Regions from separate parts of the Mus musculus genome. Here regions 1, 2, 3, 4 and 5 are each linked to region 6. A link is a loop called in an ENCODE intact Hi-C map of the cell type or tissue named here. Cell type or tissue: left cerebral cortex. All regions are shown on one strand. Region 1 overlaps Prickle2 (prickle planar cell polarity protein 2). Region 2 overlaps Prickle2 (prickle planar cell polarity protein 2). Region 3 overlaps Prickle2 (prickle planar cell polarity protein 2). Region 4 overlaps Gm30688 (a long non-coding RNA gene). Region 5 overlaps Prickle2 (prickle planar cell polarity protein 2). Region 6 has its middle 22 kb from the start of Prickle2.

Region 1 (4,000 bases), 250 kb after region 6:
CAGCACTTGGCCATAGTTTTTCATTGTCTGAGGCTCAGGGTCCAGGCTACTCTTTTGTACCTACTGTTTACTTGGCCTGGGGACTAACAGGGAACATGAAAAGAAAATTACTTTAAAGCAATACGAGATGACAACGGAGAAAAATATTCAGAAAAACATGACAACCCTGGTAGATTAAACATCGAGGTAGATTTTTCTTGGTTCTTTGAAAAGCCCAGCAATTCTCATTATTTATTAGACTGGATGGCATTTTGTCCACCGTCGCCATAGTTGACTAGTCTGTGTTTGTACTTGCATTATTGCACGTTGGTACATAAACTCAGTGAGTACAGAGGCTATGGAGATGCCCAACCACCTATAGCCTGTGTGGCATAAAGTGTATGTCTATTAACCCTTTACCTGTGGGGCTTGGGAGATGGCTCAGATGGTGAAGTGCTTGCCTTCAGGAGTGAGGACCTAAACCCCAGCTCCAGACTAACAGAAAAAAGTCAGGCCTGGAGGCTCCAGCTTGCAATCCTTGCACTGGGACAGCAGGGACAGATGGACCATAAGACTCCCTCACAAGCCAGGCTAGTCGACTTGGTGTCAGGCAAAAAACAAACAAGCAAACAAGCAAACACCTGAGCTCCAAAGGTTCTTCTCGATCTCCACATGCATACATATGTGTACTCACCCTTCACAAGCACACATAAGCACACACATACACATAAATGTTTATCTGATGAGAGAATGGTACCCACATTAGCTCTGAAGACCTCACAGGTAAAATTATTCGTATAAGATCACTTAGCTACCAGGAACTAAAGGCAGAATCTAAACCTTAAGTGCTTCAACTCTGGCTTTTTGTTTGTTTGTTTGTTTAGTTTTGTTTTGTTTTGTTTTTCCTTCTTTGCTTCTGGTTAATTGAACGGTTTCTTGTGGTGCAGGAGGATAGAGAGCTCAAGGTATTTAAAAATGTTCCCTCTAAGGCCCAGCAGTGGAAGTCCTGGCCTACACTTGCTGAAATCCCAGGGGGACATGGGAAAAAGCCTGTCTGCACTCTGCCTGTTTTCTGACCTCTGAAATAGAAGCCAAGGGGACAATGCTGTCTAAGTGCCCCAGGGTCCTCCGACTCTCCTGCCAGGTTTGTGACAATGTTGTCTCCTGTGCTCACTTGAAATTAGAGTTAAGGAGTCATACAACCCAAGCTAGTAGGGAAAACTGAACGCATTTTATTCTGGGGTTCAGATCATCCCAAAGGCGACTTGATCCGGAGCAGCTAACAGCTGACACCATGAAATGAACATTGAAGGGGGGGGGGGACAGTACAGCATTTGAAGAGATAGAGAGAGCACAGCAAGAGAGAGAGGAAAGAGTGGGAAGGGTGAGAGGGAAGGAGGGAGGGAGAGAGAAAGAGAAGAGAAGGAGAGAAAGAGGGAGGAGAAACGGAGTGAGGGGGAGAGAGACAGACAGAGAGAGAGGAAGGAGAGGGGAGAAGGGAGGGAGGAGGGAGAGAGATTGATCTAGTTCTGGCTGTAGGGCTGGTACAGTTTCTGATCTGAACCAGGCACCCAAACTATAACTGTGCCCAGCTAAGATCTCTGGTATGTTGCTTTTTTTTTTTTTTTTTTTTTTTTTTTTTAAGGTGGGGGCGAACAGCCTTGTGTCTTTCAAGCCTCTCTGAGATGTGATTTTTTGGAAGCTACAGAGCTGAGCCTTTGCATTAGCAAAGGTACCCCCCCACACACACACACACACACACACACTTTGGTTTAGGGATTATTGATTTGGTAGGCGAGGCTAATTTACATGTAAATAAATCTCAACCCTGGGCGGCCAGACTGGGACGTCCAGATGCTGTGACTGACTTGCTGACATCACAGCCTCATTAGCATGCGGAGGATGCAGGCATTGGAACTGCGAACAGCGACTTCTCCAGCTCTGCCAGGCGCTCCGTGACAGTTATTATTATTTTTTGGATGAGCTGCACATTTCCTGGTTCAGTGGCCCGGGCTTTGTGAGCAGCTGACTGGTCTCCCAGGTCTGGCTCAGGATCAGCTGATGACGCAGAGATTGGGGTCTGTGACTTCCTTCAGATAATCGTGAAGTCGGCGAGTTTAGAGGAGACGGTTCTTGAGAACACAATTCCAGGACCCAGGCAGGCCTAGAACAAGGGCACAAGTCGCACTCTCCGGCTTGTGTGGATCTCCAGCTGGGTCCACTTCCAGGGAGGGCGGTCTCTCGGAGGGAATGCAAAAGCAGTCGGGTTTGGGTTTGAGCCTGCTGCCTGCCTCCGGAAGGGCTCAGATTTGCAGAGACTCAGTAAAGGAGATGTTTGGGCTGCCTGGAGTCCTGCTTGCATTTTCTGATACCAGCTCCAGGGGGAAAGTGAACTGGGGCAACTGACCAGATCAAGACTCGGTGGCGGCTTCCTCTAAAGCTTCACGGCTCATCCTCTACGAGGTGGGTAAGAAATTTTGTTAATTCCCAAAGCAAGCAGGAATGTGTTTAGTAGTCTCTGGACTGAGGAAGCTATTATCTCTAAGGCCAGGAGGTGGCTTTGGTGGTTTGGCACTTCTGTCTTTCCTTTGCTTACTAGAAAGTTCAAATGCAAAGTGATATGGCGCAGATATACAATAGGCATCCTCAAATCTTAGTGCTTAAGAAACAGTATTTCTCTAACAGTGACCCTTTCTTAATAGCAACAACAGTGGGAGGGGGTGTTGAAAAGCAAATATTGGTAGCATTGACTCATGTACCGTTGCGCCCATTTCAGCACATATCTGAAACATCAGAGATGCTGAGGGACACACACTTCACTAACTCTTCCAGATTCAAAAAGAAAAAAAAAAAAGGCTCTCAAATTATTGAGGTTTAATTTTAGCTAGTGCTTTTGGCTCCAAAACGGTGACGGAGCTCCCGAATCTTGACTGCATAACCTGCTGTAGCACATGACTGTGTTTGTTCCTTACTAGCCTGTCTTCACAGTTAGTTCCTCTCACTAGCTTTTGATTTCCCCAGGACCAACCATAGCACTCTTGATCTGCCATGGAGGTTTGGGGATAAAGTTCTGATTTTTAATCTCCCTGTTGTTTACTGTGTGGTCTGGTACTGTGCTGTGATCTCGAAATACATATGCCAGATGTATAGGACTAGAAACATATGTGCCAGGTGTGTCAACATCCTCCAGAGTGGGTGGAGAATTACCTAGACTTATAGATTGCTCCCCCCAATGATAGAGGTCTACTTCCACTGTGACCATGTGTGGAATCGTGGGTAAGGGAGGGCTTTAGTATGCCTTGAATATAGGGACGCGAGTACCACATATCAGAGGCCTGCAGTGTACTTTGCTTTGCTTTCTATGTCTTCCTGAAGGCAGTTTTAACCTATCTCAGTCAGGCTTCCATATAGGAAACAGCCTTGTTTTCTTGCTAGAGGCCACATTGGCTGCTCTTATCCTGCCCCTTAGGAGACAGCTGATGATTTCCACAGATGAGCAAGGTGGAGCTCAAGAGTAAGTTACAACTTCAATAAAAATCACCACGTTCTGAAAATTGGGGTTTTTTCCTTTCACCAAATGCTCGTTCCCCCCGGGACTTTTCTAATGTGAGAATTTAAACACACTGGCTCCAACAGACATTGTGTTCTTTAAAATGTTACAGAGCAATCAGCAAAAGAGAGCATTTGAACAGTACAGTTATTTTTGTAAAGATTCCCCCCCCCATGCAATGTGTGTGGGTTGGGGTGTAATGGGGAGAGTTAACAATACAGGAAAGACAATGCTCTATAGAAGTGGAAGGGGAGGGAAAAGAACTCAGGAAATAGAATATGAGATGATGCTTATGCAGGGCTTGGACCCTGAGAGCTTGAGAGACTTGGGTATCTCTTGGAGTACCCATTTCTGTGAAATAAGGAGAAGAGGCATGAGATCTGTGGGTAGGCTTTAGTGAGGTGACACATAAAAAGCCCCCAGATCTGTGTCAGCCACACTGTAAGTGCCCAGCAAATGCTAGCTGTTAGT
Region 2 (4,000 bases), 53 kb after region 6:
CTCAGCCTGATATGAGGGGCAGGAAGAGTTTGTTCTAAGAGGAACATCAGCATGCAGCTGTTGTGTGAGGTATCCTGTCCATCCTCTGTGTCTCTTAGGATACAGACAGAGTGAGAATGTTCAGAGAAGAACCAGAAGTTTTTGAAGGACCTTGGTGGCTGTCTTTCTACATCCGAGTGAGTCTGCTTTTTATAGTCCCTGACATCGTACAGAGCATCTCATCGCTCTGTCTTCCTCCCATCTTCAATGGGCATCGGACTCTTTCCCTTCCCTCCTCTCTGCCTGAGCTTGGAAGAGAGGGCAGAACTAGATTTGCTTAGATCCACTGGCAAAGAGACAAGGCCTGGTAGCCCTGGCTTTTCCTCCAGGGTACTGGGACCAAATTTTCCTCTGTCCTCCTCTATGACTTTTGTCACATCTAAGAGCCTTCCTTGTTGCTGAGAGATATTTCTGTGCTGTGGTTCTGTTTGAGAGCCCTGGTATGTGAGCATGCATCTGACTGTGCTTATCCACCCTGTGTTAAGCATCATAGGTGACCATTTCCTTGTCTATAAATCTGGATTGGAATTGTGCTTACTTAGGGGTTACTGTGAAGGTAAAGTGAGTCACACCTGTAGTGCTGAGAGCAGCATGCGACATCAAACAGTCACTTAAGCACTGGCTATCAAAAATGGCATAACTTGGACAGGAAACGAATGGAGAAGATAATATATGTAATGGAGGAAAAAATTGTGTGTGTGGGAGGTAGAAATATTAGACTGCATGGGCTTGGTGGAGCAATGGGGTGGTAGGCACAGCACAGGCTTCAGGGAGCACGAGGGTGATGGATACAGAGTAGACTTGGAGTAGCAAGGCTGGTAGTGGGCACAGCATAGGCATGGAGTAGCAAGATGGGTAGTGGTCAAAGCAGAAGTTTGACAGTGCTGATCTGGGGCAACTGACTGCTCATCTGAGTTTGCATCAAGTTGGATTTGAGATATGACAGGCAAGGGGCTGAACTAGGTGGTACGGCATCCAAACTGGTGCCTATTGCTAGGATGAAGGATGGTGGGAAATGTGAGCCTATGGAAGGGCAAAGGAGGGGCAGTATGGAGCACAAAGGGAACCTGACAAATGAGGGCACAAGCAATGGGAGGCTGAAAGGGGGAGGGGCTGGAACTGACGGGGCCTGTGGAATAAGAAATGGTATTTGGATCGGAATGTGGGTATCCAAAGGCTTGTGATGATCTTTTCAGAGATGTAGAAGCACATATATTCTGTTTAAAAACACGACTTTGAAACGGAACACATGCAGATTTATGCAAATCATAAAGTAGACGAGGTGAACTTCCCCCCAAAGTGAGCAGCAGGTGTCAATGATAAGAAACAGCACGAGGGGGCTGGAGAGCTGGTCTGCTGGTAAAGTGCTTGCCACACAAGTGTGGAGGGTTGCCCCCTCCCCCAGAACCTACATAAGAAGAGGGTACAGTAGTACTTGCTTGTAAGACCAGCAATGATGAGATAGGAGGCAAAAACAGATGCATCTACAGAGCTCACGGGCCAGCTAGCCTAGCCTCCTGGTGAAATTCTAGATCTTATGAGGGATCCTATCTAAGAAAAAAAAAAAAAGGAACATACTTGCAGAATGACACTGGAGATTGGCCTCTGTCCTCCACACACGCATGCACACCTGTGCACATTTGCGCCCATGCAGAAAAAACAGCATGGCTTCGCCTACAAGTGCAGCTTTCGTCACTGGCATGTGTGTGAATCTTTTGGAGGCTCTCGGGAGCATAAATTTGTGGCACAACCACCACGGCGTGATCTTGCTACTTTAGCTGGACTTGGGTCTGGGTGCACATCTTTCTCTGTGCTCAGCAGTTTATGGAAACAATGACACGTGCCCCACATTTGCCCACAAAGCAAAACAATAAACGTGATCATATAAGAAGAAGATAATATAAGAAAAAGGTAATTGTTCGTTAGGTTCCTACTTGAAAACCAGGAAACCATTCTTAAAATAACTTTGAAAAGGTTTAGCCCAGAGGGAGGAATTTTGTGAAGTTCATGGTTTTGTGAGGATTAAATGAGCTAATATATTAATGTTTAGATAAGTGCCTGGCATGTATTAAATTCTTTCTCAACTATGAATTACTATAGTGACCCAATAGAGGTATTTAATAAATGTTACCTTCTGCTGTTGTCAGGCCTGTGTGCTCGGCAGTGTTTGTTCAATCTCATTATTGAACATGTGTCTTTAATGTTAGCTGGTAATGCTCTAGTCCTTGGGGCTAGAGCATCTAATCACACAGAGATTCCACTTAATGGTGATGCCTGATGGGACTGAAGCCTTTCTTATCCATTGGCTCTTTCCCCTAACGAAGCATTCAATTTCAATTTCCGTTTTCTGCCACAGTAGACACAGGTTCTGTGAAGAAAAGTCTGCTTTTGCTCTTCCTTAAAGGGTGTGGATTTTTTTTTTTTTTTTCTTGTCTTGGTGTTCACATCAGTCCTCACTATTAATAATGAAAAGAAAAAAAGAATGTGATCTTCTAGAAAACCATTTCAACCTCATCTGCTTAGGAAGAGGGGAAAATTTTTGTGATAGTCTACCCACTTTCAACTATTATGAAAGATTGCCTCTGGAAAAATGAAATGGGTCTGCTTGAGAAATTTAAGGGCATAGCACCCTCATTGGCTCGGAAATATCAGCTGAGATTTGTAATTCAATTTTTTGTTGTTGTTGTTGATTCCCCAGATTTCTCAGGTTAGGGTAGAAAAGGTAAGAATAGTTTGCGAAGAAAGATGATACAGGTTTTATTTTTCCTCATCTTGTAATCATATTCTTCTTCTACTTCTTTTAAAAATCTTTATCTCTTCTCAAGTGCCAGCCTTCTAAAAATAGCCGTGTGTTGGTTTTGTGCTTCCTCAGTCCAGCCCAGGATGATTCTCTTTTTAAGAGATGTTATCACAGAATCTGGCTTCCACTGATAATTTACGTGGCCACAGAACTGCCCAAGCAAACTCATGTCAGGTCAGCCAGGACAAATGTTTAACATTTCACCAAATTGTCTCCACGTTGTTTAGCATTTCTTAGCTTTTGAAGCTGCCCATAAATAGTTATGAAGTTATCACAGAGGAGATCAGCAGAGATGGATTGGTGTTATTCTCAAGAGCACGTCTAGTACCAAAAACTGGCTGGTATTTCCAGAGATGGCCGTGGGAGCAACATTAACTGTGTCATGGAAAGCCGTTTGTCATTGCCTTGTTGGAAGCTGCACTATTCATGGTCCTCTGCGTGGCCAACCTCATTGGACCTTTCAGTAAACATTTGGAATTTTGAGTTCATCCTAGGAATGTGAGCAAGAATTAGGAGATAGGAAATCTATGTCTTTCAACAGTAGTTTGATGAATGTTTCCGTTTGGGAGGGAATATCAGGTGGCTCCCCAAGTATTGCCCCTACACAAATATACTGTCAAAATTACCATCAAGTACCCGAAGAGCCCACGATGGGAACATACAGCAGAATAGATAAATATGTTAGCTTCAATGACCTGGGTAATTGGACTAATGGCATTTTCTGTTGGACTGTGGAAGCCTTGTGTTGAGAAACATGGCAGCTGTCTTTTACTGTTTGAATGTCCTGTCTGAGGAGTCAGCTCCAGAAAATGATGATCCCAGAGCTCTTGATGGACCACAGAGCATGGGAAACATCTTTGTCAGAACCTGGGCACCCCCAACCTAATGTGCTTAACTTCAGCGTTGCGTTTGCTCTTCCCCCATCACCACTCCAGGCTGGCACTGTCATAGCCTTTATACAGGAAAGATGAGGCGCACACACACACACACACACACACACACACACACACACACACACACAAACCTAGCCCCAGCCATAGGATACAGTTTTTAACAGGTTCAGTTTCTTTTCTTTTCTTTTCTTTTCCTTTTTAAGTTTTGAGATTATAATGTAGTTATAACATTTCTCCCTTCCCTCTCCTCCCCCCAAGCCCTCTCAGA
Region 3 (4,000 bases), 63 kb after region 6:
TCCCGTTCTCTTAAAAAACCCCTTTAAATTGAAATCTCATTTTGATTGTTAGTTCTCAATAAATGGATCCCATTGGAACTCATATATTTTTCTAACCTATAGAATATCAGTGTTTATGACTGAGGATCCATAATTAAGTACTGTTAGTTCACCTTCTCTTTGTTACACACCATTAGACAGGAGTGCCCCTTGAATATATTTATCACTGTGGTTATGTGTTCTATTTGCGTGTCTTAGAAAAATGTTTTGCCTACTACTATTCTCTAAGAGTGTTTTGTTGTTGTTGTTTGTGGGTGTTGTTTTATAATTACTATTTCATGGAGGATGAAGGCCCGGGAGGTGAAAGGGCTTGCCTAACAGAGCCGTGATATAACAGAGCCAGGTGAAACTTGAGCCCCTGTCTCTGCCTCACGAGGCATCCCCATTCCTCAAGCAAAGCTCGTAGAATATTCAGCTTCCTACCTTCATGTAAAATCCTTTTAGACTGGACTCCAAGCCACAGGTCAGCACAGGCTAATATGACTATCTTCCAGAGCTAACTGATATCGATATGAGTTCCAGTCTCTACAACCCCCTAAGGTAAGTGGGAATCCCATTTTATAGATGAGAAAACAGGCTCATAAAGTTGTGCCTTGCACAAGTTTTAAAATTATTAATTTGTTAGCCAGGCATGGTGCCACACATGGGAGGCAGAGGCAGGCAGATCTCTTGAGTTCAAAGCCAGCCTGGTCTACAGAGAAAGAGAGAGTCCCAGGATAGACAGGACTACACAGAGAAACCCTGTCCTGAAACCCTCATCCCCAAGTAAAAGAAAGTTATTAAGCTGTAGAGGTAAGGTTTATTTCACCAGCTTAGGCTCCTCCCAGCAGAAGTTGGAACTGATATGTTGGCAGCTCCAAGTTTCAGTGCAACTGTAGGCTATCCGTGCTATTCACAAATGTGGGAATATCCGTAGAACATCTGTAATAATCGCCAGTGAAAATGACAATATTACAGAAAATCAGTTAGAAGAAATAAACAGCGTGGCAAGGGAAGATGGCTGAGCAGGAAAGGTGCTTGCTATACAAGCTTGGAAACCTGAGTTGGGCCACTGGAATCCATGTAGGCACAGGCAAGAACTTACTCTACAGACCTGTCCTCTGATCGCCACACAATGCTGTGCTGTGTGTGCCCCATCTTCCATACACAACAAGCCAGAGTCATGAATTTTCTCCCTGCCTGTCAGGCCTTCCCCAGACTTCCCTCCAGGGACAGGGGATGTGTATCGTGAGTCTACTCTGATCACTTGAGCTTCCTTTTGCCGATTCCTCCAGGTCACCACCTGGTATTGAGTAACAGCTTGCTGTGTGCATGAGCCTTAGGGATGGTTCCACAGTTGCCCTGCCTTTGTTCATGAGAGCCTTTCCCTGGCCTTAAGGCTGAGTCATTAGGGGTGTGAGTAGTTTTGTTCTTAACAACATCCTCTGGTCTGGGATGCTCCCCAAACATTTCTTCCTTTGATTGCAAACACTGGGGGGTTCTTTTTTCTCTTTGGAGGGCAGAGGGCAGAGTTGAATAGGCCAGCATCCTCTCCTGGCAACAGTCCTAGAATTAATTCCTGGACCTGAAAAATCCAAACACCCAAACTTCCTGCAGTAATGAAAACCCACAGCAGAGGGCAGTCTCCTACATATGGCGAGGTGTCCTTGGCCCTGAGCTTATTTAATTGAAAAACCTACAGAAAAGTAATTAGCCTGGCTTCATAAGAGAGGCAAATCCCTTGCTGCCCCCCTCAGCCCACCTTTTGTTTAAAGAAGGCCATTTGTTCTTGAAGTGAAGAGTCCCCCGCGCCCTCCTTCCCTTCTTGTCCCCTGCTACAACTGTTAGGTCTAGTTTCTCTAGCTCAAAGATAGAAAGGGGTTAATTTTAGAGAAGCAACCCCTATTTGCTTTGTTCCATATGCAGAATAGGAAGGACACTGTCGCATGGTCTGTCAGATTTTCTCGGTCCCCTCTTGAGGAGGCAAGCCTGGAAGGAGGGTATGAATCCCAAACGTGTGTTTCACTCTCTCCTGCCAGGCATTCTCCCAAGGCCGTTTCATGCACTCTTTAAATAAGCCCAGATCCCCCATTAAGTGGATTTGCTTACTATTGCCAGTTCACACATGGGGAGATGGAAACCCTGAAACTGACAGGTTTGCTATGTGGTTCTCTGGGCTTTAAGTTGGTCATGTGTTTTAAAACAGGGAGTATCAGGTAAATTGCTCTTGAAACCCCTATTTCCTCTCCATTGGAGACAGAAGCTTGGAGGACAGATTTCCTAGGAAAATGGGTATGTCTGGGGGGTGGAGGTGCTGTTGTTGACAAAGAGCTTTGTTACTCTTTTCTAGTGTCCCGCCCCCCACCCCCAGCTGAGCCTATGCCTCCTCAGAAGGTTGAAGCTGGGTCAGCTTATCCATCAGGACTGTGCTGAGCCTGATCCAATTTTAGCAGTAACCTGCTTCTGCTCCCTAGGAATGTTGCAATAGGAGCTACGGTCCTGGTTCTGCAAGCCTGGCCAGCTCCCATGCGCTTCTGCTCATTCCCAGAATACAAAACACAAACTCAGGAGTGGTCCACCTTGGTTTTTTTGGAGTGTGTCTCTTGGGAACCTGGGGCTTACCAATAAGGCCAGGCTGCCTGGCAGTGAGCCCCAAGGATCTGCCTGTCTTTGTCTCTGGAGTCACAAGTACATGTTACATGCTCAGCTTTTGTATTTTATTTCATGGGCTTGGGGGATCAAACTCTTGTCTTCACGCTTACACAGCAGCCTTTGTTAGCATTCTGTCTAAACTCCACCCCACAGTTACCTGGCAACCGCCAGGTATGCCAACCTTGGTGGGCATTTTTACCAAACGGGAGTCTTATTCTCTGAGGCATCAGTCAGCCAACAGATTTGTTCTGAGCATTTCTAGCCAGTGTTGGATCACAGGTCTCTAAACCCAGTACCAGGTCCCAGGAGCTACTTGATAGAAGTTGGACAGATGCTGGAGTGAAAAGCCACAGTCTAAATGCCTCTGAAGTAAATACAGGCACAGCTTGGTCCCTCTCCTGGTTAGCCTCTGAAGTCACCTGAGAGGAAAGCTGCAGTGGAGGGACTGCCTAGATCAGGCTGACCCATAGACTGTCTGTAAAGATTGTCTTGATTGACTGGCGTAGGAAGGGCCAGACCACTGTGGGCGGAACCATCCCTAGACAGGTGGTTCAGGCTGTACAGGAAAGAGAGCTAAGTACAAAGGAGCCAATCAGCAAGGAGTGTCTGTCCCTCTGTGGTGTCTGTCTCAAGCTGCTGCTTGAGTTTCTGTGCTGGCTTCTCTTAATGATGGGCTGGGACCTGTAAGCGTGAGTCAGATGCATCTTTCCTTGCCCTAAGTTGCTTTTCATCAGAATGTTTTTTTGTCACAGCAACAGAAAAAAAAAAAAAAAAAGTAGAACAGTCACCTTGCAGCTAGTTCACAGAGGTTATAAATGGCAGTGGGTGCAGAGTTAATGGGTTTTCTGGGGTTTACAAACCATGTGACCAGAAGGCGAGAGAGAGAGAGAGAGAGAGAGAGAGAGAGAGAGAGAGAGAGCGCTAGCTAGCTAGCTGATGGTAGGAGTGAGAATTTTTTTTTCTGCTGGTTGCTATATTAAGCTGTACCATATGAAATCGCTGTTTGCTAGGGAAGATCTGGGCTGGGAAACATAAATTTGGGAAGCACAGGCATATTGATGGTATTTAAATCTGTGAATGAGATCACTTAAGGAGAAAATGGAGGTAGGGCTGGGACTGAGAGCCTGCTGCTACAGCCTGAGGCTCTGCAGCCTTCAGAGGATTCACAGAAGAACCACCCCCCCACCCCCCACCCCCCATGAATTATAAACGAGAGAAACATGTCCGAGGAAAACATCCACCCTAGTTGTGAGCTCGATTTTAATAGGTGTGCATGTACTTGCACAAGCTAGAAGTCCTGCTCTCTGATTGCTTTCCCACGTAACCCTCC
Region 4 (4,000 bases), 440 kb after region 6:
AAACAAAAAAACACACACACACAGAGGAGGAGGAGAATTGGTAGTACAACACGGGGGTGGGGTGGGGAGTGATGGAAGTTTGTTATGGAGGGGTGTGTGGTTAATGTGTGATAACAGGAAACAAGGCATCATGATTAGACTCATGGGATATAGATCCAGATGTTTGAATCCAAATCCTATTCTATGGTGTCCTACTCAGAACAGATACTGACCTGTTGCTGGTCAAGGGTCAGAAAGGGCCTTACAGTGCCATGTGCTGTGAGCTGCAAGCACCATACCAGGGGGGATAAGAAGAGCCTCCCCTGCCTCTGGGTTCAGTCTTTATGAATATGCACATTTATGATCAGACCTGCTGGGCATGAGACCTGGGAAACACTTGAGTTGTTCACAGGCTGTAAATCAAAAGAAAGAAACAGGCCATTCACTCTCATGACTTCTAAAGTTCTGTTGTCCAAGGAGCTTCTCAAAATATGGGGGTGCCTGACTCTTTAGCGGATTCCTCACTCTATCTCTGTCCCCATTCTTGCCTTTTAGGGTATCCCCATCACTAACCCATGTCTCCTCACAGAAAAGTCTACCCTTGATTTAGGCCCTCATCAGTTCATCGAGTGACACCTGAGTCAGACTCTTGGCTGTGGGTTGGGCGCCCATCGTAGGACTATGATTAAGGCAACCATCATTGACCAGTTTCTTTCTATACTTCCCCAGCTTCTTGTTCCCTGCTAACCAAACTAACCTTCAGGACCACTACAGCAATCTGGATGTCTTGTTTAACTAGCAAACTCTAATATGTCCAGCTAGCCACTTCTGTGTGTTCCACCTCAATGGGAGAGAAGTCAAGAGTACGTTGAAGGACACCCATCTCAGGCACCACTGCTTGCTCCGTGCAGGGGTTCCATGTTCCTCTTCTCTTTGAAGGGAACTTCTAACAGAGAGTCTTTGCTGGGTCAAATTATATTCCTCAGCCTGTAGACTTCCTTGGGTGCTGTAATAAGTCTGGACAGCCTTCAGTGAAGATCATGGTTGTCAGTTAAACCCTATCCATCCACTCCTAATACCTTTTTTTACTCACTTTTTATCCAGCACCCTAACCTGCTCCTTAGCCATCCACTTGCACTTGACAGTGCTACCTCAGATGAGCCCCATCCCTCGCCCCCTATCACAGTGGACACCCATGGGACTTTTGTTTTTTAGCACCATTTCTAATCTTTGCTGTCCACCCTTCTCCACCATGTGGAGTTCCCAGCACCTAGACTCTGCAGCAGTCCTTCGACACCCCATGCCCAGCCTGAGTGTCTTCTCTCTGTGTGGCTCTAGACCCTTCTGAATGCCAAAATGCAGTGAGGCTCTTTGTCTCGAAGCTCAGACTCTTGGCATGCTATGCATCAACCTTATTATTCTACTCCCTGGGGGAAAAAAATCCCAACACTTACCTTCATAAACCGATCTTCCCTGACCCTGGAAGTGTCAATATGCCTGCCCCATCTGGGCTATTGATCTCAGTCTTGTCCACGTTGAAGGCTCTGTTACTTCCCTCATTGACCTGTGGTCACCCTACACCATCTTCCCCCATTCAGCTGTTCTGTGTTGGGTGGGACTTCCTCAGTGGCAGCTCTCTTCTGCATTTGTGTGACTTCCCCTTCCCACTTTCTCCCATCCAAGGCCTGATTCTGCTTATCTTCTAAAGTCAGACACGGTTCAGGGTGTTCTGGCTGTAGACTCTTGGCCCGTTTCTAAGCATGCAGGTGTCCCTGAAGATCTCCACCCTTACCTCTCAGCTCTGACTACATCTACTCCTTGTTCCCACTGAGAATGGGTCAGCCTGCTTCCCTGTCAGCACTTAGATGCTAGCTAGATGCACATAGCAGAGGTCTAAGAGCATTGATGCATGTGAGGCAATCTTCGCTCCTACCATCCCAACCCATCTCCCTGTTTTCCTCATCTTAGGAAAAGGGGTATTTTTCAATTTCAGAGGACAAATATCAGGTTGCTTTCTACTTCAGCCCAGGCTTGTTCCAAAGTCCAATCGTGCCCTCTGCTGGCTCACTTGAGAATCTCACTTTTACAGCTTAGTTCAGGATATGGCTGTGCCCAGATTCCACCTTCTCTCTCTCACTCACCTGTTCATTTGTCCTCCCGTGAGCAACATATAAAATTAGAGTCCCATTTTATTGAAGATGCCAAGGCTGGTGTCTCCCTGTGTGAGCCAGTTTGCATACCCTATATGGGAAGCTCATGGCAGCGAGTGATGGAGTCTGTGGTGAAGGACAGTGCCTACCATATGGACCATGTGTACATGCCATGTGAGCCATAAAGCACCACAGGACCTGTCTCATCCAGCTTTACTCATTCCTCCTCCACTCAGGCCACACTGTCCTTCTATGCTCTTTATTGACTACAACAAGCCTTGCTATACTGGCTTTCTGCTGTCCCTGGGTATTCCCCTCTGTGTGCAATCCAAAGGGCTTATCTGCATAGTTATACTATACTCATTCACATGTTTTACAGAGATTCTTCAGGGATGTTGGCATTTGACCTTTCTCCCATCTCGTAGCCTAGAATAGTCTTTGGGGTGTAGTAAATACTCAAATCTGTACCAATGAGGTGGCAGGATGGGCGCATCAGGGGATATGGCCCTTGCTTTGGCTCATCGATGCCTCTACAGCAGCGTTCTCAACCTTCCTAATGTGAAACTCTTTAATACAGCTCCTCATGTTGTGGTGACCCCCAACCATAGTTATTTTCATTGCTAACTTCATAACTGTAATTCTGACACTGTTATGAATCGTAGTATAAATATCTGATATGCAGTTTATCTGATATGCAACCCCTGTGAAAGTGTCATTTGGCTCCAAAGGGTCGTGACCCACAGGTTGAGAAACACTGCTCTACAGCATTCCACTTGGAGTTATGCCAGTTTACCATCACCTCATTTGAGGGCATTTGGGTTCTCCATTCGTTCAGTGCTATAAACAAGTTACATCACACAGCCCGGGATCCTTGTGTTCCCATTCACAGGTCAGTACAGTAAGAAATTAGTAATGCCAGTGTCTCCATTTGGGTTTCATTGCTATGAAGAAACACTAACTATGACCAAGGCAACTCTTGTAAAAGACAACATTTAACTGGGGCTGGCATACAGTTTCAGAGGTTCAGTCCATTATCATCCTGGCAGGAAGCAGACAGACACAGTGCGGTAGAAGGAGCTGAGAGTTCTGCATCTTGTTCTGAAAGCAGGCAAGGAGACTGTCTTCCGCATGCAGCCGAGAGGAGGGTCTCTTCTGCACTAGGTAGAGCCTGGGCATAGGACCTCAAAGCCTGCCTATACAATGACACACTTCCTCCAACAAGGCCACACCTATTCCCACAAGGCCACATCTCCCAGTAGTGCCAGTTCCCTTGGGCCAAGCATATTCAGTCCACCCTCTTCCTCTACCTGTGTTTTAAAAATGGAATGCTGAACGTCTTCCCCTAAGGTAAATGGCTCACTAGAAAATGCTCACACAAAGCTCTTGGGTGTAGCTCACAGACAGAGCATTTATTATCTAGCATACATTTGGTCCTTGGCCCCATCTCAAACCCTAGGAGCAAAGCAAAGTCGATGAGGTTTCATTCTGCTAGTGGACCTCTTTCCCCTCCCACTTCCTGTGCACAGGAGCTTTGGGTCCGATGGCCCTGCCTAACAATGAGCATGTGGCCTTGATCTCAAAATCTTTGAACTTCAAATTAATTGCCACTCGATCATAAAATCTGTTAGGAATAGGGTCAGGGTTTAGGTTCACACAAGTCTACAGTTAGGGCTGGGTTAGATTGATGGTTATAGTTGACTGTGGTAAGGATTGGAATTGCAGTTCACTTTAAGGCTAGGGGTGTGTTCAGTATTAGGAATAGGGTTCGTGTGAGGGCTATGGCAGTGTTAGGGTCAGGCAGGGTGAGGGCTAGGGCTAGGAGTTAAGTTAGGGCTAGCTTTAGCATTAAGATAGTCTTAGGTTTAGGATTA
Region 5 (4,000 bases), 310 kb after region 6:
TCTATATTTAAAACAAAAGTATAATTAATTTTAAACTGAAAGAAAAAAATTACCCCTGTAGAGATCTGGATACCAGTTTCTACCAACTCATCACATACATGGCCTGAGTCCCAGGTGACATTTTTACATAAAAGGGAGTAATTTGTTTTTGTATTTTTATGGTGTGTGTGTGTGTGTAAAACACACATAATACAGCATGTATGTGAAGGTCAGAGAACAATCTGTGGGAATTGGCTCTCTCCTTCCACCATGTGGAAGGATCAAACTCAGGTTCAGAACATTATGCTTCGCAGCAAGCACCTCCACCCACTGAGCCATCTTGCTGGCCCCAAAAGAGACAGTCTGAGCCGCTACTACTGAGGAACTGAGACTGTAGATCATAGCACAGCCCTTGCCTAGCATGTGCAAAGCCCTGGGCTTAATCCTCCTCACTGCAGAAATAAATATATGAATCTGAATAAGTGAGACAACATCTCAAAAACTCAGGCGACTCCCTAGAAAGCTGCATCTCTCTCTCTCTCCTGCTGCTTATTTCATAGTTCATAAAACATACACAAAAGTTGGCTCCTTTAAAGATGAAAGCAAACATTGTAACCGGATGCCCAGTTAACTAATCTGGAGGTGAAAATGCAAGTTTTTACAAGCAGGAGGGGTGTGCCTGTTTTTAAAGCAAGCCCATAAAATGTCATTGGTGAAACCATGTTTTCTGGGCTGTTAGGTTTCTGGAACATTCCTCTGAAGACTTTTTTTTTTAACTATCACTTGAGAGAAGACAATGATCTGTCCCATGCTTGTAGTGGTTCATTCTGTTTATACTTAAAAGTACTTTCATTAAATAGACATCACTTGGATCACGACTCCATGTTGGTACAATGTGATCGATGAAAGCCAGTAGACAGGATTGATTCATTTGGCATGGTGGCATGGCCGCTTCTGAAGACAGAGATCGACTCTGAAGCAAAGACTTAATGGTTCTCTTTTCATGTAGACAACACGATTTGAACAGACATAGCTGTTCTGACTTTCAGATTAGCACACAACAGTCCTCTCATCGAAAGCTCTTCCTGTCATTGTCTTTATGAAAGATTATCTGCGCAATTCAGCCAACATTTCTAATATATAGATTACTCCAGAAGAAACCATGAAGAGCTTTAGGATCACATATCCCAAAGGAAGGTATAAGCATGACTTGGGGTAGGAGTTGAACATGGCAGTATATGACATTGAATCTGTAATGAAAGTTTTATTTCCTTTTAAATCACATTTCCTCTTTGTGTTGCCATAATCGGATAAGGAGAAGCGCTCGGCCTGGTCCTAGCAGGCATCCTAGTGCCCCTGCAGCCCATTCTGTTCTCCCATTTTAAGCAAGCACATCAGTTTTAACATCTGCTGAAGATGCAGTGGTCACCTGGGGGAAACTGGTTTTGTTCTATGCTTTTAGAGTGGCTCAGAGTCACCCATCTTTGTGGGTGACTGATTTTCCTGTGTGTAGCTGCAATCTACCTTCCTTTTAAATAAATGCATCTAAAAGTGAGTCATAGTTAAAAGTAGCATCAATAAACAATAGCTCAGGATTATGACACAATCACCAAAGGGCATAAACAGTGGCACAGAATGACAGATTCTGGATACGTATACCCTCACTGACCCTCCCTTAATTCTTTGACACTCTGTGGTTTAAAAAGAAGAAAGAAATCTCTCTCATATTTGTCACACTAGTAGAAATCCAGGCGAAAGTCCACCTATTCTTGCATCCCAAAGGGAGACGGAGGCCAGATGATATATGTGTGCATGCCTACAGCCAGGTTGCAGCCATTCCTCTTTGTGGGGGCCGTTCCCGTAGACACAGGAAACCTTCTGCTCCTTACAGCTTGGAAAGTAGAATGTTCCCAGAAGTTGTCGTCTCTGAGCCACTCTTGGTGACTTAGATCTGCATGTGGGAAGAGTGTGAAGGGTGAGGAGCAGTTCTCAAACACCTAGCCTGCCTGAAGCATGAACTCCAGAGTTCACAGCCTTTAGAAAGCCCATTTGCTTATCACCCTTCTTGGTGCTGGCTCACCTTGGTTAGCTCCAAGCGCGGACTTGGTAACGTTCAGCAAGTATCAAACCAAGTAGCAGAGTCTCTGTGAGCCCTGGGTGGGGATGCCAGTACTTCCCTGGAGCAATGACGCCTCCTCTGTGCTGTCGCCCTCTATGTGTTCAGGTTCGGTATTGCAACTCCCTGGACGAGGAAGAGAAGAGGGAACTGAAGCTGTTCAGCAACCAGAGGAAACGTGAGAACCTGGGCCGAGGCAATGTCAGGCCTTTCCCCGTCACCATGACAGGAGCTATTTGTGAACAGGTGAGGATGGACCGGGACAGGGAAGAGGTTCATTCTACAGTGACTGCATCAAATGCCTGTTATCTGCTCAGCCTGCTTTTAGGCCTTGAAGATACAGCAGTGAGCATAAGACATGAAAGCTTAGTTTTCCTCATGAAAGAGGTATGCACCAGGGGAAGACATCAGACAAAAACCAAATCAGTAAAATAGGAAAACTGCAGCAGGGAAGGGGGCAGGAAGGGCTAGGAAGGCAGGGTGGCTGCAGCCGTGAGCAAGACGGTCAAAAAAGACCACACTGAGAAGGTGGTTTCTTGAGCAAAGGCATGCAGAGATGTACAGAGGAAGAAGCATGCAGACCTTGCCTTAAGGCAGGAGGATAACTCCTGTGCACAAGAAACAGTGAGCTGGCCTGTGGCTGGATCCAGAGGCATAAAGGGCAGGCGTGGCAGATCGAGGCAGAGTTCATGGAGAGCCATATAAACAATTGGAAGGACCACACAGAGTGATGGCTTCATCCTTTGAAAATAGAGTTAGTTATCTGGACCATGAGTCAGTTTCTCATTCAGGACCATCCCAGCATGGATGACCTTTAAAGGGACCATATGAGAGGTGGCACCTAACCTTAGTCTGAGTTTGAGGGTCTAAGAAACCCCATGCCATCTCTTTAAGACATCACTGAGTTGAAGGATCTAGATGTACCTTTTGCCTACTCTGCTGTAGCAAGCTTAGGGTGTGGTAGAGGAAAGGCATGTCACGGGCCTAGGCGGCTAACCTCACCCCTCCTCCCTCCCATTCCTGCTTTCCAGGGAAGCCCACCATTGCCTACCCTTCTCTCAATCTTCCCAGTTTCTGTGCAGCATCTTCTAACTCAAGCTCTGGGTGAGAGTCTCGCTGCTTGTTGAGAGAAAGCTGGAGACTATCTGAGAGGAGTAGGGTAGTCTTTAGAACTCCATTTTGAGATTTCACAGGAAATAACTGAACAAATCTGGTCATGAATCACAAAACTGCTTGACCAGTGAGGGGGCAATGGGTCATTATCCTTGAAATGAGTCCTTGAGACTATATATGATTATGTGTGTGGATACTTTAGTCGTTCTTTCATAATCATGGAAGAGAGGGTTGTTGCCTTCTGTGTTGTAGTATCACATACACAACTTACTAGAAACCATTCCTCAAGTCTGTGCCCTCATTCTATGGATCATACTAAATCATACAAGATCTGCACTGGGAGAAGTGCTTGGAGGCACCATTTTTAGTCCCCAGTCATTGTCTGTAGAGCCCATCCATCTACGTGAGCCATCCTGCTAGACACGTGCCATGACCTCATGACCAATACCATGATGAACAGAGAGCATCTTTATAAGCCCACTCCTCCTCCTTCTCCTCCAAGACCCTCAGAACATAACTGTATTCTAACCCTAGCTGTAAGCATGAGTCATCTGTCATTTCTGCTTTGTATACTCTGGTCTTGAAGAGTAGAGCTGTTCAATCAAGATTATATGAAGAGATGCTAGAAGAGAGCTAAAAAGCATGCCTGAAAGGAAGAAGCTATTTAAGAGTAAATGGGTTTATGTACCCAGTCCCCTCTCATTCAGCAATGCAGGCCCTCGCCCCAGCCAAGCCCCCTCTCCGTAGCCTCTCCTAATGATGTTAACTTGGCTGTGTCTCAGCACGTGCTTT
Region 6 (4,000 bases):
CGCTGGTTGACTGCATGACTGAATTCAGCTGTCACCCTTCCTGAATGCTTGCTTGCTACCTATGACTTTGCAGTTTCTTTTCACCAGAGAGTACATGTGGCATCTTACCCATGTTGTAAGGAGCCCGATCATCTAGTTAAACTGAAGGAATATTGTTCTAAATCACACGGCGCTAGGTCTTAGCCTAAGTCTCAAGAGAAATCTCCTGGTTTCTTTTGTTTCTGTTGCTTGCTTGAATGTTAGCAATTGTCATGAGCAAACACCACACCTAGCTGGCTAGTTCAGTAGAAAGCAAAGACTGTGAGAAGAGAGCTACCACTCATAACCACAAGTGTACATCCAGAAGTAGTGGTGCTCTGGATACCTGGAGACATGTGAATGTGATAACAAATACTGTCCTATGACACTGAATTATGAGAAGATATGTTAAGTGTCATTATTAGATCACAGTTGATAAACACACATTCCATCTGCTAACAACTATGGTCAAAAGAGACTTTCCTGTGGATAGTTCAGTTTCAGTTGGGCAGATATGAACCAGATGCTAGTACCCGGATAGTAAATAAAGGAAAGGAGCCTGTAGAAAACCATAGGGCTGAATGTGAAGAAGAAATCATGGTGTTGGCAGTGAAAGAAATATAAAGGATGCTGAGCAGACAAAATGACTTATTCTCCTTCACCATCCCCAGAATGGATTGTAGAATATTAAATCCATAGTAAGCCTATACTAAGCCAGGACTCAGATGTTTCTCATCTCCATGTAGCTAGAGAGGGTATAAATAAGAGCTAGGAGCTAATCACCACAAGACCATGTATTGACTCCAGTAATCAAAATCAGGAAGTCTGTGCCTTGACTGCTCTCCCTTGCAAGGTAGATTTGGCTCGCTAATGGCCTCCACTTGGCAATGCAACATCTTTCCTCGAAGTACAGCTCAACCCAGAGGAGAAAAGTATCGGCTAGCTGCTGAGTCCATGGTTGGCTCTCAATTAGCCCAATTCTTTCTTTGCCAGCCCCAAGATTTGCATGGACACAGGACTCTCTAGTCTCCAGTACACTGATATCCCTCCATGATTGTCCTTTAAGGAGAACAGACCTGAATTGGGGGCATGACAGGTGATAAACATGTCTCTGTGCCCGTGCTTCATGTGGTCATTAAGCCCCTTCTGAATATAGTGCTGAACTAAGTGATCCAAAGCTGCAGGTGCTGTGCTTGCTTTCTTCCTCCAAATCCCACTTTCCTATCCCCGTTCTCTGTCCTTGCTTGATTTAGTAGTTGGTGTCTTTACTCAGTTCTAAGATAACGGTGGGCATTATTATTATTTTATTTGTGAGTGGGGTGGGGTGGGTGGGGTGCACTTCTGGAGACTGGGGGTTGACTTCTGGTATCCTCCTCCATCATTATCTTAGTTTTTGAGGCAGGGTCTCTCACTGAAGCTGGAGCTCATCAATCCAGTTAGCCTGGCGGGCCAGCAAGCCCCGGGACCCTCTTATCTCAGTCTCCCTGGTGCTGGGATTATAAGCATGCGCTGTCACATCTGGCTTTCTACATGGGTGTTGGGGATCTCAACTCAAGTCCTCACGCTTGTGCCGGAAGCGGTTTACCCACTGAGACATCTCAGCCTCATTATGGGGCATTTTTGGTGGATGCTGTGTTGCAAGAAGGTTACTTGATGCCTCATGGGACAGTATCATGTCAATGCTTCAGTGCATGTTGTATTTCCTCTAGGGCATTCGCCACATAGAAACATCTCCAGTTATAAAGAGCCTTTGCTTTCTTTATTCTCTGGAAGAACCCAACCTTTCTGCCACACTCTCCCCTCCCCCACGCTCTCTTTAAATGCCAAATCTCCCTGTGGAGATGGGAGAAAATGTTGGGAGAAAGCCCGGTGGGGAAAATAAACAGTGGTCAGTGTGTTCACTCTGATTACAGCCTTAAGTGCCAGACAATAGCTGCAGTGAGCCCAAGCAAGCAGAGTTCAATACAGCTTTCTTCCCTCCTCAATGCAACTCTGATTCAGCCATGGCTACGCAGGAGAAATGGCGATCTAACTGGGGCAGCACAACCTGGGAATCGTGTGCTGTTCTCTAGGGCCGGCTCCTCAACGGTCTGGAAAGCAACTGAGACCAAGCTTGAAGTGTTTCATGGACATGAACCACTTCCACAGCAGCAGAGCCCCCTTACAAGCGTCTACCTTTTGTTAGCAATCGTACGAGTATGATTTCTAAAGCTAACCATCCAGCTGCTGTCTCTCAGGCCCAAATCTACCCGTGTTTTGGGAGGTGGTGCTTGAATAATCATCTCTTCTCTCGGGCTGGTGCCATATTAGATTTCACCACTAGGCGGCATCAGAGGGCGAGTGCAAAGCTCTGAGCTGGGGGAGGGGAGGGAGGCCTTCGCCTTCTAAATCTTACCAACTTCATCTTGCTGGGGAGCATTTGTTTTGTATCTAACGTTCTCAACACTACTTGCACTAGCCTCTTCCTCGTTGTTTTTTTTTTTTTTTTCCCCCTGCCCCACAATTTACAAGATTTCTCTTACTTTTAAAAGATGCTCTTCTGTTTTTTTTTTTTTTTTTTTTTTTTTTTTTTTTTTTTTGGGTTTGGTTTGGTTTGGTTTAAACACACACACACACACAATTCCAGTTCTCTGTATCCGTTTTTCACTCAAAACATAGAAGAGAAGCTCGAACAGCTGCTTCGTGGGGAGAAAGGTCCCTCATGCTTAAAGATCCAATTTCCTCCTGGGTGGTGGATAAAGCTAAGGAGATAAAAAATGACCTTTCACCTCCAGGAAACAGAAATGTAAGATTAATCTGCAGCTTTGAAACTAATGAGTTGGCTCATCGCAGCAGAGCAGCCCGTGAATAACATACCATGTGTGGAGCCAGCAACCTGGCAACTTTTGTTCATCATATGGGGCTTGGGAGGGAGGAGAGCTGAGAAAGGAATTCATTTTTAAAAATAATCCTCAGAGGATGCTATCTGCTAGGTCTCCACGAAGCTGGTATTACAGGAGGAAGAGATTGGGGGTGGGGTGGGGGTGGGGGAGATCATGAGCCTCTAATGAGCTTGGCTTTTCCCTGCAGAATAACAGAAGGATTCAGACAGGCAGGGAGACTGTGAGGTGGTTAAGGCCATGATCTTGGAGTTGGACTCCTTGGTATCTAAGGCTGATCTGTGGATTCCTCCATGTGTAATCGTGGGTGTGTTTCTTAACTTGTGCCTTGGGAGGTTTGGATTAGATAGTGCACGGAAAATACTATATTCTAGCCAAGAATCTGGTTAGTTTTGCATTTTTACTAGTGATTGAAGGAGGCAGGGGCAATTTGAGGGTGATTTATCCAGGGAGTAGGAAGTCTAAGGTTTCTTCTCTGACAAGAGGAAATGCCTAACAACAGAAGACAAAAGTAAATCACAGAAAACTGGTTTCAGAATCACCCAAGAAGGAATGAACAGTCTCTCAGGACACCAGGAGGGCTGAGCAACCACAGGGGGGGCTGTCTAAACAGACACCCTGAATACCTTCTCAGCAGGTGTGCAAGCAAGCGGAGACTCTCCACTCCAGGAAAGGATAAGTGCAGCTCCCTTACCCTGCTAAAGTTCTGTCTCTCCTTCTGGCAAACAGGGTTTCTAGGACTATTGCCTCTCTTGGGGTCTGGGCTGCTTCATTTGTGAATTAAGCTGATGGAGCTATTGATCCCCCTCTTACGATCATGTTTCCTTTGTCTATTACTTCCTCCAGCAAATGAGTGCCCATGAGGTGGTAAGCAGCATGCTAGGGACTGGGACACTAATGGGAATGGAAAGATATATAGACATTGATCTGGCAAAAATGCAAGCATTTAGTGAAGGAGACAGAAAAATAAACAGATAATTACAACGCAAATTTGCAGGCATGCCGACAGACAGCCATTGGTTGTTCTGGGGGCACAGAGAAGGGGCACCTAACGAGATAGAGGTAACATTGGAAAGGAGTCAAAGACCGTTGCTGAACTCACT

What was found. A loop is a pair of places that touch in the nucleus more often than their neighbours do. Peaks named below come from ENCODE experiments on the same cell type or tissue, not always from the same donor. Only the 100,000 strongest peaks of a DNase experiment are listed, where the experiment ranks them.
Region 1: a loop joins it to region 6, with 4 times the contacts of the local background. A loop is called at or near these places in 11 of 42 quality-filtered maps.
Region 2: a loop joins it to region 6, with 4 times the contacts of the local background. A loop is called at or near these places in 10 of 42 quality-filtered maps.
Region 3: a loop joins it to region 6, with 5 times the contacts of the local background. A loop is called at or near these places in 10 of 42 quality-filtered maps.
Region 4: a loop joins it to region 6, with 4 times the contacts of the local background. A loop is called at or near these places in 11 of 42 quality-filtered maps.
Region 5: it touches region 6 in a loop (2.5-fold over the local background); 3 of 42 quality-filtered maps call a loop at or near these places.

Annotation. Positions count from the first base shown.
Region 1 is chr6:92,479,267-92,483,266 of GRCm38, reverse strand. All of the region lies in intron 2 of Prickle2 (prickle planar cell polarity protein 2), which reads left to right. Among named protein-coding and RNA genes, the nearest start is that of Gm38862, 77 kb to the right of the region's middle. In left cerebral cortex, no CTCF peak of the experiment used is centred here; DNase peaks (open chromatin) are centred at 1,476, 1,956, 2,880 and 3,417; H3K4me3 peaks cover 2,609 bases; H3K27ac peaks cover 3,391 bases.
Region 2 is chr6:92,673,797-92,677,796 of GRCm38, reverse strand. The region is part of intron 2 of Prickle2 (prickle planar cell polarity protein 2); the gene reads left to right. Among named protein-coding and RNA genes, the nearest start is that of Prickle2, 30 kb to the left of the region's middle. In left cerebral cortex, no CTCF peak of the experiment used is centred here; DNase peaks (open chromatin) are centred at 1,733, 2,929 and 3,163; H3K27ac peaks cover 461 bases.
Region 3 is chr6:92,663,318-92,667,317 of GRCm38, reverse strand. All of the region lies in intron 2 of Prickle2 (prickle planar cell polarity protein 2), which reads left to right. Among named protein-coding and RNA genes, the nearest start is that of Prickle2, 41 kb to the left of the region's middle. In left cerebral cortex, a CTCF peak has its summit at 1,649 (motif pointing right); DNase peaks (open chromatin) are centred at 2,096, 2,458, 3,253, 3,707 and 1 more place; H3K27ac peaks cover 2,497 bases.
Region 4 is chr6:92,284,725-92,288,724 of GRCm38, reverse strand. Gm30688 (a long non-coding RNA gene) reads right to left here. Exons shown (of 5, transcript XR_001785327.2): 2 at 246-392. Among named protein-coding and RNA genes, the nearest start is that of Gm30688, 17 kb to the right of the region's middle. In left cerebral cortex, a CTCF peak has its summit at 2,031 (motif pointing left); a DNase peak (open chromatin) is centred at 2,034.
Region 5 is chr6:92,420,672-92,424,671 of GRCm38, reverse strand. It overlaps Prickle2 (prickle planar cell polarity protein 2), which reads left to right. Exons shown (of 9, transcript NM_001081146.2): 5 at 2,204-2,341. It overlaps Gm38862 (a long non-coding RNA gene), which reads right to left. Exons shown (of 4, transcript XR_869273.2): 3 at 2,060-2,836; 4 at 1-1,930. Among named protein-coding and RNA genes, the nearest start is that of Gm38862, 18 kb to the right of the region's middle. In left cerebral cortex, a CTCF peak has its summit at 2,197; DNase peaks (open chromatin) are centred at 1,898 and 2,168; H3K27ac peaks cover 1,254 bases.
Region 6 is chr6:92,726,658-92,730,657 of GRCm38, reverse strand. No RefSeq gene overlaps it. Among named protein-coding and RNA genes, the nearest start is that of Prickle2, 22 kb to the right of the region's middle. In left cerebral cortex, a CTCF peak has its summit at 2,330 (motif pointing right); DNase peaks (open chromatin) are centred at 2,037, 2,334, 2,890 and 3,198; H3K27ac peaks cover 1,871 bases.